Regions from separate parts of the Homo sapiens genome. Here regions 2 and 3 are each linked to region 1. A link is a contact called in ENCODE Hi-C or POLR2A ChIA-PET data. All regions are on one chromosome and are shown on one strand. The core of a region is the stretch at or near the end of the contact, and the rest is flanking DNA. Distances in the headings are between cores, read along the strand shown. Region 1 holds the start of IFT122 (intraflagellar transport 122). Region 2 has its middle 30 kb from the start of RPN1. Region 3 holds the start of LINC02014 (long intergenic non-protein coding RNA 2014).

What was found. Hi-C counts contacts between places; a loop is a spot of excess contacts on that map. ChIA-PET counts read pairs that join two places held with the same protein, here RNA polymerase II (POLR2A). Pooled maps may share reads with other maps.
Region 2: a loop to region 1 is called in a map of naive thymus-derived CD4-positive, alpha-beta T cell, with 24 times the contacts of the local background. The contact joins the enhancer-like site here to the promoter of IFT122 in region 1. A Hi-C loop is called at or near these places in 1 of 168 maps with a recorded cell type or tissue (naive thymus-derived CD4-positive, alpha-beta T cell) and 7 of 50 pooled maps. POLR2A ChIA-PET finds 5 or more read pairs at or near these places in 5 of 52 experiments (CD4-positive, alpha-beta T cell, MCF 10A, activated T-cell and 2 more).
Region 3: a pooled map shows a loop between it and region 1 (6-fold over the local background). The contact joins the promoter of LINC02014 here to the promoter of IFT122 in region 1. A Hi-C loop is called at or near these places in 1 of 168 maps with a recorded cell type or tissue (tibial artery), 2 of 37 single-sample maps with no recorded cell type and 8 of 50 pooled maps. POLR2A ChIA-PET finds 5 or more read pairs at or near these places in 2 of 52 experiments (PC-9 and Panc1).

The regions. Positions count from the first base shown.
Region 1 is chr3:129,437,964-129,442,079 of GRCh38, reverse strand. It overlaps IFT122 (intraflagellar transport 122), which reads right to left and starts at 1,856. Exons shown (of 30, transcript NM_052989.3): 1 at 1,709-1,856. The coding sequence starts at 1,749. It overlaps MBD4 (methyl-CpG binding domain 4, DNA glycosylase), which reads left to right and starts at 2,132. Exons shown (of 8, transcript NM_001276270.2): 1 at 2,132-2,350. The coding sequence starts at 2,247. RefSeq lists enhancers at 853-902, 1,303-1,352, 1,383-1,432, 1,583-1,792, 1,993-2,132 and 1 more.
Region 2 is chr3:128,678,436-128,682,551 of GRCh38, reverse strand. No RefSeq gene overlaps it. Among named protein-coding and RNA genes, the nearest start is that of RPN1, 30 kb to the right of the region's middle. RefSeq lists a silencer at 1,176-1,395 and enhancers at 1,456-1,625, 1,736-1,865, 1,340-2,032. Within about 2 kb of position 1,756, at least 40 of the 41 ENCODE cell types and tissues checked have a DNase peak (open chromatin) inside an H3K27ac peak, as active enhancers do; they include CD4-positive, alpha-beta T cell, where a contact is called at or near this core.
Region 3 is chr3:130,093,054-130,097,169 of GRCh38, reverse strand. It overlaps LINC02014 (long intergenic non-protein coding RNA 2014), which reads left to right and starts at 2,866. Exons shown (of 5, transcript NR_146710.1): 1 at 2,866-3,022. ALG1L2 (ALG1 chitobiosyldiphosphodolichol beta-mannosyltransferase like 2) reads right to left here. Exons shown (of 8, transcript NM_001136152.1): 4 at 4,010-4,069; 5 at 2,657-2,767; 6 at 1,007-1,121. RefSeq lists enhancers at 1-399, 2,294-2,373.

The DNA of each region.
Region 1 (4,116 bases), core at 607-3,106:
TTAAAAATTAGGCCATTTCACATAAAAACCCAGATTCCTAGCTTCTGGTAAAAACAGGAAGAGCTGAGCACACTAGGCCAAATTCCTGCATGGTGGTAATTGGCAGGAGCTGAGCAGCAGCTGCCCCTTTTAGGCCGAGCATGAGCTCTGCAGTTTGCCACACTCTATTACTCTGACATTGAAGCCAAATGTTCAGTTGCCAGCTATCATCAGCTTGTGCTATAGGTACGTTTATAATAAAGTTAAAAGTAAAATGATTTTTTAAAACTCAAATCTCTATTAAAAGTACAAATGAAAGATTCACTGATACGGCTGTGTTTCAAGAAAAATGGGGTACAGAATACAAGACTATTCCTAGGGAAAACATACAATTCCTAGTGTTGAAGATGCAAATAAACATCTCCCATTTATGTTACCTGCCTGTCTCCTGCAGACATTTGAGTTTGCCACGTCTGTAACATAAGGAAAAATTAATGTAGTGGCTGAGAGCGTTGACGTTGGAGTGAGGAAGACCTGAGCTTGAAAGCTGGTTCCACCCCTCACTGTGTGACGCTGGCAAATTATCCACCCTCTCTGGGCTTCAGTTTCCTCATACATAAAATAGAGGAAATTATAGTACCTACCTTAGAGAGTGGTGAAGACACAACGAGATAAAGGATATGAAGTGCTTAGCCAGCACCTGGCACATAGTGTCAGCTACCACTAGTGCCGAACACAAAAGAGAGGACCCGTCTCCAACGTGAGCCTTGAAGGATGTTCAGGATTTCCGTGTGAGATGAGGAGAGACGGCATGCTTTACACAGAGAAAGATCTCAGAAGGGACAGAACCAAAGACAAGTAACCTGCTCCAGTGGCCAGAACAGAGGCTTCACAACAATGCTGAATGATTTTCAAAGTCAGGCCAAGACCTATCCCATAAGTAAGAATATGACAAAACAGACTGCTATGTTATAGATTTAGGCGATAACAATGGAATAGGACATTAAATAACTGAATCAAAAGGTGACAAAGTCATTCCCCTTCAGTTCTTTTTCAGACTTCCCAATTAGGAGAGCTTGTGTTTGGTGCTCATTTTGAGCACCTTTCTGATCATACCTGCCCATCTCCAGTTTTAGAGAAACGAGATCTCAGGTTTAAAGGCTCCCTAGCAACAATAGCTAGCTACAGCTTGTTCAGTTTTGTTTCTCCCTACTTTAAGTTTTACTTTTACACTTAGAGCAAGCGACGCTGATTTTATCTTAACATTTAGAGCAAGTGACACTGGTTTTCATAAATGGAGTAATAAAGTTTCCTTGTAAAATGTGAAATCATAATTAAAATAAATGAGACAATTTAGAGAAAAACGTCAAGAAAACAAGAGTATGGGTACTATGTGGATGTGGCAAGAACTGTGAAGCTTGAGCAGCTTCGTGCTGTCTCGTGGGTGTGAGATGAATCCAAGGCAGCGACAGGGCCAGACCGTGAGGGAAGAGCCGCCTCCACCCGCCACCACCTCAGGCGCGGCACCTCCCTTTGCCGCTCTCCAACCCTCGGGAGTTTCTCCAACCGCCAAGGGGCGGGAGGGCGACCCTGCAGTCTCCCAGGCCGGGGTTCAGTGCCCTCGGCCCAGGCAGCAAGCCCGCTGCCCCCCTCAAACACGCTGCAGCGGCTCGCGCACTCCCCGCGAGGACTCGACCTCCTGCTCTTCGCGAACCGCCCCGCTCCTCACCAGTGCTCGGCTTTATCTCTCCACGTCAACACGGCCCTCATCACGGCTTCCCTTACGGCTCGGGCTCCTCCTACCCGCCTCAGCGTCTGTCTCAGCAACCGCCTCACTAACGGTCGCCACTCCACAAGCCACTTTGGCTACCTGCGTTACCCCTGGCAACGTACATGCGCGGTAAGCTGAGTGCGAGGGCGCCTTGCTCCGAGCGCGCATGTCCGAAAGGGAAAGCCAGAAAAGCAGCAAAAGCAATGGTGGCACTGGAGCCCCTAAGGCGCCAGCGCAACCAGAGCGCGAGCGATTGGTCGGGGCGTGTGGGGGCGGTGCGTCTTCCTCGAGAATGGATTTGATTGGTGGAGCGTGGAAATGGCGGCTGTAGCCGAGGGGGCGGCCGGAAAGCAGCGGCGGCGTCTGGGGCGCTTTCGCAACATTCAGACCTCGGTTGCAGCCCGGTGCCGTGAGCTGAAGAGGTTTCACATCTTACTCCGCCCCACACCCTGGGCGTTGCGGCGCTGGGCTCGTTGCTGCAGCCGGACCCTGCTCGATGGGCACGACTGGGCTGGAGAGTCTGAGTCTGGGGGACCGCGGAGCTGCCCCCACCGTCACCTCTAGTGAGCGCCTAGTCCCAGACCCGCCGAATGACCTCCGGTAAGTTACTGTCCCCTTTTGGGCCTCAGTTTCACCACCTGTAAAATGGTATCGGGAGAGTGGACAGTGTGTGGGCCTTTCTAACCTTTGACAGAGGGTCGGCAGAAACCTCGAAGCCCACGGGTTTAGTTACTAGGGTCTGGAGCCCAGGTGCTCTTCCTGTGCGATCAGCCCTGGGGTGCGCTCGACTTCCTCATCTAAGATGACTAGGGAGACTGGGGGGGAGCCGGGAGGTTTTGTGAAAGAGGTCCCCTTGGGGTTGGAGGATCCTAGGAAGTCATTAGACTACGTGTGTGATAGGAGGTTAAGATTTACCTACTTTTTTCAAAATTTAATACTAAGAACTACTTTGAAAGAGGCATCACCTTCTTTTTACAGAGTCTTTTACCGAGACTTTGAGATGTTAAGTAACTTGCTGCTAAACTTACAGCTGGTAGAGCTGGAATTTGAGCCCCAGTCTCTTAAGAGTTTGTGCTGATTCCACCAGGCTTCAGTATTTTTATCTCTAAAATTGTAAACAATATCATTTCATAAGATCCATCCAGCTCCTCAAAATTATTTTACCCCAAATTACATCAGAAAACCTTGATTCTAATTCTAGTTCTTGCAGTTTCCCTATTTGTAGAAAAGAACTTGGGTTAAATGATCTCTCTAGACCCATCCACCTTTTACAATCTGTGGTTTAGTGATTAGGATACACTTTACTGAAATTTTTTTTTTAATTTTAAAAGTATGTTTTCATCATAGAAGACACATTGGAACTTTAATGAAGTTTTAGTTTAGTGGGTTTTTTTTTGAGATGAGGTCTCGCTCTGTCACCCAGGCTGGAGTGCAGTGGCACAATCATAGCTCCCTGAAGCCTTGACCTGCCGGACTTAAGCAGTCCTCCTACCCCGGCCTCCTTAGTAGCTGGGACCACAGGTATGCTCCACCACGCCCGGTTGCTTGTTTTTTTTTGTTTTTTTGGGTTTTTTTTTTCATTTTTTGCAAAGACGAGGATCTCACTGTGCTCTCCAGGCTGGTCTCAAACTCTTGGGATCAGGTGATCTTCCCACTTCCTCCTCCCAAAGTGCTAGCATTACAGGAATGAGCCACCTTGCCTTGCCAGCTTTTTTCAATAACAGTATGGGGGAGAAGTATTAGACCAAGATTTGGTAGACTTGGGTTCTCGTGTCTGTTCTGCAAGTAATTTAACCTGTCACTCAATTTTATCAATAAATTGAGAGTAAACCTTATTGTACCTACAAGGTTACCATGAGGATCAAGAATGAAGAAGATTCAAAAATTCTGTATCAAATTATTTACCTTCTGGAGGATTACATCTGATGAAAGTGATACACACTCTCTCCCAGAAATTTTACATTATGTAAAACTTTTACCTCATTTATTTGCAGAGAAGACAGTGTAACTCACTGATTTATTTAAGCATTTTCTGGTGCTTAAGAGCTTAGCTATTGGTTCATATTCTCAAATTTATGGTAAGTGCCCCCAGAAATCTTTATAATAGCCCTACTCAGTGATTAATCCGAAAAGTTTCTAGCTTGACTTTTTTGTTGTGCAGAGATTTCCAACACCTTTTAACCTGTGCTAGAGGATATGGGAAGCTTTTGGAAGACAGGAAAATACTCCCATAGCACAAGACTGGTCCACACTGACTTTAATCTCCCTCATTTTAATATGGATAATCTATGTGGTTCCTGCATTGTCATGGATTAAAACTGAGTAGGCAGTGGAAGATAAATTTTAAATAAGTTAATCACTTAGAC
Region 2 (4,116 bases), core at 507-3,006, 760 kb after region 1:
AAAAATTAGCTGGGTGTGGTGGCATGCACCTGTAATCCCAGATACTTGGGAGGTTGAAGCAGGAGAATCACTTGAACCCAGGAGACAGACGTTGCAGTGAGCCGAGATCGCACCATTGCACTCCAGCCTGGGCAACAAGAGTGAAACTCCGTCTCAGGAAAAAAAAAAAAAAAAAAAAAAAAAGAATACCCTCTTCTCCAGTGCCTGGCACACTAGTAAAGGCTCAGTATGGTTGTTGCTTTAGGATGGAGGACTAACACTTCTTTCAAGTTCAAATAGGCGATTTCCAAACTCAATGCCAATTCTGAAACTGCTACTACTTATTTTTCAGGCAGTGGAAACACCTTTCTGGATGATTCTAAGGCAGAACTTGGCTCAAACTCTCAATGTTGCCACTGTTTTCGATATTAACCCGAAAAGCCTAAGATATACCAAAATCAGAAGAAGCCATTGAGACTATGTATGCTTACAGTAGAAAGGCATTCAGCATCAGCAAATAGGTCGAGTGCCTCCTGCTTCCCAGGCCAAATTTTCTGACCCCCCGCCAACAAAAACTAGCTTTCAAGAGGGCTCAGGCTGTCACAATGATTGGCATTCTTTGCTGTAAGTACTACAGTATTGACCTTGAAATTTTTATCCTTGAAAATTGAGTTTCATGAATGTTTATCAAATGTCTTGGTTCCAGGTTAAAAAAGTCTTTTTTTTTCTATGTGCTAGTCTGCCCTTATACCCTTACAAAAGAACTTGTCTTTAAGCCATAATTTAAATATTTACAAAAAATTTAAAATTAACACCTGTCCATGGTACAAAGCTCAGAAAACCCAACGGTCTTAGATGAAAACTGTCTCCTCCCATCCTTGTTCCGTATCTCTCCATTCCCTTCCTTAGGCTGGGCGATCGCTATTACCATTACCGCTATACTATGCTTACACATTCATATCTTCATTTATGTGGGTCTTCTTGTTTAAAAACACAAAGGCATATCTATACACATTTTCCTGTGCTTTGCTTTCTTTCACTTAATTTATCTCAGAGCTGGTTCCACATTAGTACATAAACTGCAGCTTTGCTCTTTTTAACGGTGGCAGGCCATTCCTCTGAAAGATGGCCTGATTTATTTCACCAGTTCCTGGTTTTGCGGCTCAGGATGGGAAAAAGGAAGTCTGAGTGAATCGCGTTGAGGTTACTAGGAATTGCCATGCTGCCCACCTCCCGAAGTGTTAGGAGGTAACATCTCATCGTCTCATCGCACTCCAGTGGAGTGTCGCGAAGTTGCAACTCGGCCCCAAGGCGGCCCGCACTTCCACCCGCACACAAAGGCAGGTCGCAGCCCCGCACGCGGGGACAGGGCCAGCAAGGGGCGGGGACCCTCGGGGCCGCCGCCTCCGCAGCCCCGCGTGTGGGACCCTGGGGCGGGCCGCCATCTTGTGGTGCGGCCGCCGCCTGCCAGGAGACACCTAGCAACTCCGCAGCGGCCATCTTTTACAAGAAACCTTCGCTGCAACCGCTGCGTCACATCACCGCGTCTCCCAGGGACAGGAAAGCCTCTCCGTGTTTGGTGAAGCTTCAGGGGAAGCAGTCATCCTGTCGTCGCATACGGCAAAATCCTCCATTGCCGTAGCCGTTCGGCTGACGTGACAAGGGAGGTGCAGGCCAACACGGCGACTCCGCGCCCTCTGGCGGCAGTGCCGGAGCAGCGGCGCTGTCTTTGACCTATCCGGCATTCGGCTTCCGGGACCGCTTGGCGGCTGTGAATGCAGAGCTGGGGCGACGTGGGGCTCGCTTCCTGGGACTGGGTGTGAGCTTGCGCAGTGAGCCATATGGGGGTCATGGCCTGGCGTGGGGGCGTGGCCGGGTGGGGCCGCTGGATTTGGTGCTGGAAAGCTAGGGAAGTAGTCGTGCGTTTAAGAACGGCCGGCCGGCGGGGTGGCTCAAGCATGTAATCCCAGCACTTTGGGAGGCCGAGGCGGGCGGACCACGAGGTCAGGGGTTCGAGACCAGCCTGGCCAACATGGCGAAACCCCGTCTCTACTAAAAATACAAAAATTAGCCAGCGTGGTGGCGTCTGTAGTCCCAGCTACTTGGAAGCCTGAGGCAGGAGAATTGCTTGAACCCAGGAGGCAGAGGTTGCAGTGAGCCGAGATCGTGCCACTTCACTCCAGCCTGTGCAACAGAGGGACACTCGTCCCCCCCCAAAAAAAAGCCCGGGCTGGGTGGCTTACACCTGTAATCCCAGTACTTTGGGAGGCCGAGGCAGGCGGATCATCTGAGGTCGGGAGTTCGAGACCAGCTTCATCAACATGGAGAACTCACCCATCTCTACTAAAAATACAAAATTAGCTGGGCATGATGGCGCATGCCTGTAATCCCAGCTACTCAGGAGGCTGAGGCAGGAGAATTGCTTGAACCCAGGAGGTGGAGGTTGCGGTGAGCTGAGATTGCACCATTGCACTCCAGCCTGGGCAGCAAGAGTGAAACTTTGTCTCTCTCTCTCTTTCTGTCTCTGGCACATACACACACACACGCACACACACGGGCCTCCTGTGGTCTCACTTGGTCCTCTTTGTGACAGTGCCATTGTTACCATTTACAGAGGAGGAACTGAAGCTCATGGTTGAGCCTCTCACTTGCCCACTTTGCCAAACCCTGGTAGGGATGGGATTAGAGGCTCCTTTTCTTTCGTGAAATGAGACAACGATCTGGGGGATCGTTGGAAGGATTAAAATGAGTATTCAGATTACAATGCTGGATTCTTAATAGTGTCCTCTGTTAATAATAATAATAATGTAGTAGCAACAGTCACGTAGTCTTTACAGTCACAGGTGCATGTGTGTAGATGGGGTTCTCTCTGTATTAGCCAGGCTGGTCTCCAACTCCTGGCCTCAGGCTATCTTCGCACCTCTGCCTCCCTTAGTGCTGGTATTACAGATGTGAGCCACTACACCAGCCTGCAGTTTTTACTACAACTCTGTGAGGTGATTAGTACTAGCATTCCCATTTGACAAATAAGGACAGTGAAGAAAGCAGAAGTAACTTGGCCAAGGTCACAGAACAGCCATAGCAATTCCTGGGTGGTGTGGAGTGGAAGGCTCTGGCCTTAACTGCTACACATTGTCTCTGGTAACAAGGCCCTGCCTGAAGTATATTCCGGCTTCTAGAGGTTGCAAGGAAATGGACCACTCATCAGTTCTTGCAGCCTCCTTATGATCTACAGTGGGACTTCGCAAAGGCAGGCCTAGTAGGAAAACAAAGAGAAGAGGGTTGGAAGAAGGGAAGGATTGGGGCTCAGAAATTATGAGGGAATGGACTAGAAAGGATAGAAACAAAGCTCTTGGGCAGGTGCAGTGGCTCACACCTGTAATCCCAGCACTTTGGGAGGGCAAGATGGGAGAATCAATTGAGGTCAGAAGTTCTAGGCCAGCCTGGCCAACATGGTGAAACCCCATCTCTACTAAAAATACAAAAAAAGAAAAAAGAAAAAAGAAAAAATGGGTCGGGAGCAGTGGCTCACACCTGTAATCCCAGCACTTTGGGAGGCTGAGGCGGGCGGATTACCTGAGGTCAGGAGTTTTATACCAGCCTGGCCAACATGGAGAAACCCCATCTCTACTAAAAATACAAAATTAGCCGGCCATGGTGGTGCATGCCTGTAATCCCAGCTACTCAGGAGGCTGAGTCAGGAGAATCACTTGAACCCAGGAGGTGGAGGTTGCAGTGAGCTGAGATTGCGCCATTGCACTCCAGCCTGGACAACAAGAGTAAAACTCCATCTAAAAAAAAAAAAAAAAATTAGCTGTGCTTAGTGGCACATACCTGTAATCCCAGTTACTCAGGAGGCTGAGGCAGGAGAATCGCTTGAACTAGGGGGATGGAGGTTGCAGTGAGCTGAGATCGTGCTACTCCACTCCAGCCTGGGCGACAGAGCCAGACTCTGTCTCAAAAAACAAAACAAAACAAAACAAAAATTAACTGGGCATGGTGTTGCAGGCCTGTAATCCCAGCTAATTTGGAGGCTGAGGCAGGAAAATTGCTTGAACCCGGGAGGTGGAGGTTGCAGTGAGCCGAGATCCTGCCACTGTACTCCAACGTGGGTGGCAGAGCGAGACTCCGTCTCAA
Region 3 (4,116 bases), core at 1,617-4,116, 650 kb before region 1:
GAGAGAACAAAAGGAGCCCGAGAGTTTCCTGGAGAAGACACTAGACCCCTGGGGTGCCCAGCTGGGCTCCCACCCACCCCACGCTCAAGCCAGGCTGGGGGTTGGAACAGGGTGTGTGGCTTCTGGGAGGTGGTTCTTAGATTTGGCATCTGAAGGGTATAAAAGCCTGGGGGGGGTGCACATCAAAATGGTCAAACCGATTTGAGGAGAGAGCCTTAAGGAAGGTTTGTACCTTCTGTGCTGGATGCTCTTCAAGGACTGAAGAATTATTTTTGCATGTTTTTCTTAATTCCATGGCCAAGGAACAAGTAAAGGCAACCCCCTGGGGACTGGTTCAGCACATAAAAGATGACTTTTCTAGGACACCAGATTTGATCCCGACATTCCCTCAGCTCAGCTCACACGAGAGGCTCACATCCCTGAATCCCATCCAGGGGCCGGCTCCTGAGCAGGGGCCAAGGGCGCAACTTTTGCTGGGGCTACTGCTTCTAGAATCTCCTCTAACTCCACCCTTCCAAACACCCGTCTATGCTGGGTGGAGTGAGGCCACAGCATGACACTCATTTAACTGATTCAAACCCACCACGTGAGCTTGGCCAAAAGGGACATGGTGGGAGAGAAAGAAACAAAGAAAACCATGTAAGCCTGCAGGCAATTCCCGCCAATTCTACTCTAGGAGCAAAAGCCCCGAGTGAAGTTCTGTTATTTAAGGTGCTTTTTTTTTTTCATACTGGGTTGGTGCAAAAGTAATTGCCATTTTTAATGGCAAAAACCGTGATTACTTTTGTACCAACCTAAATGTAACATGAGCTCTAAATGGAAGCAACTACTTCAGTGAGGCTCAGCCCAGCCACAGTAACCGCAGGGCTCCTCCTCGTGGCCTCCAGTGTGTGCTGGACTGACCGAGGGGCAGGGCCTCACTGTGGGCAGCTCACTCTGCACTGCTTCCCCCTCAGCGGTGGATCTGTGAAGCTATCCCCAGAAAAAATTCGGGTTCTGCTCCTACCACTTGAAGTTCACGGCACACGCAGGCAAACAGCACCTGAACATGTCCACCACCTTCATGGGCAGGTCCAGGCCACTGGAGGACGTGTCCAGACAGACATCCAGGTCCACCGACCCTGCTAGGCAAGAGGGGTGTGGCCAGAGCGCTGGTCTCTGCCCCGGGAACACAAATCCTCCCAGCACAGTGAGGCAACACCCCCCGAGGGGAGTGAAAATTGGATAAGGCCCCCGACATCCCCAACCACAAGTGGCTTAAGCTGGCCAAGCAGCCACACGGCCTGGCTGGGACATCTGAAAATGTAAGTTGACACTTTTTCTACGTAACCACAATTTGATTTTTTTGTTGTTTTGTTTTGAGACAGAGTCTCACTCTGTCACCCAGGCTGGAGTGCAGTGGCACAATCTCAGCTCATTGCAACCTCCACCTCCCAGGTTCACCTCCCACCTGTAATCCCAGCATTTTGGGAGGCCAAGGCGGGCGGATCACCTGAGGTCAGGAGTTCAAGACCAGCCTGGTCAACATGGTGAAACCCCATCTCTACTAAAAAAAAAAATGTAAAATTAGCGAAGCGTCATGGCAGGTGCCTGTAATCCCCGCTACTCAGGAGGCTGAGGCAGGAGAATCACTTGAACCTGGGAAAGAAGAGGTTGCAGTGAGCCAAGATCGCACCATTGCACTCCAGCCTGTGCTACAGGAGCGAAACTCCGTCTCAAAATAATAATAATAATAATAATAATAATAATAATAATAATAAACCACAGCACACCCACCACAAACCAGCTGTCAGTGTGAAAATAAAGCCAAATAGCTAAACATTTCTAAAGATTAGCTGGGGCCAGGCATGATGGGTCACACCTGGAATCCCAGCACTTAGGGAGGCCAAGGCGAGAGGATCACTTGAGGTCAGGAGTTCAAGACCAGCCTGGCCAACATGGTGAAACCCTGTCTCTACTAAAAATACAAAAATAAGCAAGGTGTTGTGGAGAGCTCCTGTAATCCTGTAATCTACTCGGGAGGCTGAGGTGGGAGAATTGCTTGAACCCAGGAGGCAGAGGTTGCATGAACTGAGATCATGCACTCCAACCTAGGCAACGGAGCAAGACTGTCTAAAACAAAGACTAGCTGGAGAATCCTGCCAGGAAAAGGCCCTCAGCCTCCAACAGCTCTGCTCACTCGAAGCTGGAAGATGTGGCTCTAGAGACGCATCAGGAACAAGCCACGACTCCCCACTTGGAGAAATCAATGGGGAAAGAGACGGAGGCAAAGGAGAACCATCTCACTGGTGAGGCGACGCTGTCTGACTCATCGTCCCTGTACCTCCCAAAGCCACTGCCCTCCCACACCTGGGCAACAGTGGCCCCAACCCCAGGCCCAGCCCTCTTGCAGGAAGGAAGAGGACTGAATGGAGGGCGTGGCAGGCTGAAAGGACGTGGCTTCCTCAAACCCCTTGGTAAAGGGCCTCTGGGGCCACCTGGCAGGGAGGGGCTGGCACACCAGGAAGTAGCCTTCTCCCGGGAGTTCAGCTAGAGCCCAGGTCCTGTCCCCAAGTGGCCTCCAGAGCCACCTTTTCAGAAAAGGTACACCCCGCCCACCCCTGTTCCCCCTGCATAAGGCCCCGCCTCCTCCCTGAGCCTCCTGCTGGCCTCTCACCTAGAAGCGGGGGTAGTCCTCGGCCCTCCAGCCAGGGGATGCAGACCTGGATGTGCTGGAAATGCTTCTGGTGGATGAGGCGGCTGTAATACTCCCTCAGAGGCCCTTTGCCTTCACAGAGAAGAGCAGACACTGCCATGAACCCGTCTCTGTCCCTGCCACATAGCCCCAGGCCCAAGACACTCCCCCCTAGGAGGGATCCTTTTCCCAGAAGCTCCACCCCTCGGCAGCTGCAGTCAGGCCCTATCTGGGCCTTTCCAGAAGCAACTCAGGAGCCCCAAGACCTGCAGGGGTATGTGCACCCTGACCCCTGATGCATAGCCCTGCACCTGCAACCAGCTGGCCTCGGGCTGCAAACAAGGCGGGGTAAGCACTGGCCTGGCACGCGACCACCCACTGGGTGGGCCCAGCCTTCTGTCTGTGTTGTGCACAGGGGACAAGAGGACTCCCTCTGCCCTGGCACAGCCCCCAAACCACAGGGCGCAGGTTCCAAGCCGCCCCTGCCCTGCCACAGCCCCCAGAGCACATGGCGCGGGTTCCAAGCCGCACCTGCCCTGCCACAGCCTCCAGAGCACATGGCGCGGGTTCCAAACCAGTCCTGGGAGCCTAGAGGCCAGAGGAGGGAGGAGAGCAGGACCAGCAGCTGGCCCAGACCCCGCCTCTTCCCACACCGCTTCCGCTTTTCTCCCTCCTCACTGAATCATCTTGAAAGGGCTCAGCAGCAGTAACTGGGACAGGGGCTCTTCTGTTTGAAAAATTAAAAGAAGCTTGGTTAAGGCACCAATGACATGGCCGGGCACAGTGGTTCATATCTATAATTTCAGCATATTGGGAGGCCAAGGCGGGTGGATCACCTGAGGTCAGGAGTTCAAGACCAGCCTGGCCAACATGGTGAAGCCCTGTTTCTACTAAAAATACAAAAATAAGCTGGGTGTGGTGGGCACTTTTAGTCCCAGCTACTCTGGAGGCTGAGGCATGAGAATTGCTTGAATGTGAGAGGCAGAGGTTGCAGTGAGCTGAGATCGCACCACTGCATCCCAGCCTGGGCGACAGAGTCTTTGTCTCAAAAAAAAAAAAAAGACACCAATGACATAACAACAAAAAAAAGATGCTTGGAAACTACTGAAAAAGTAGAAAGCTTGGTATCTACAGATTCAAATCTGGGCTCCCTGCCCTGCTGTGAAACCCTCTGAGCCTCAGTTTCCCGCATGTCAAGCAGTGTAAGACCCTATGGCAGAGAGCTGCAGTGAGGATTAAGGAGACAAGATCGTGGGAAGCACAGGGTAAAGGCTGTGTGCCCCTCCCCCTCCACCATCCCCCAACCAAACAGACACCCAGGGTCCCAGGCAGTACCTGTTATCACACAGACGAGAGAAGGAAGGTTCTGTCCGTCAAGAGTCAGTTGTTCAAACTCTGTGTTTAAAAAAAGAAACAATTCTACATGGAATTTCTGATTTAAT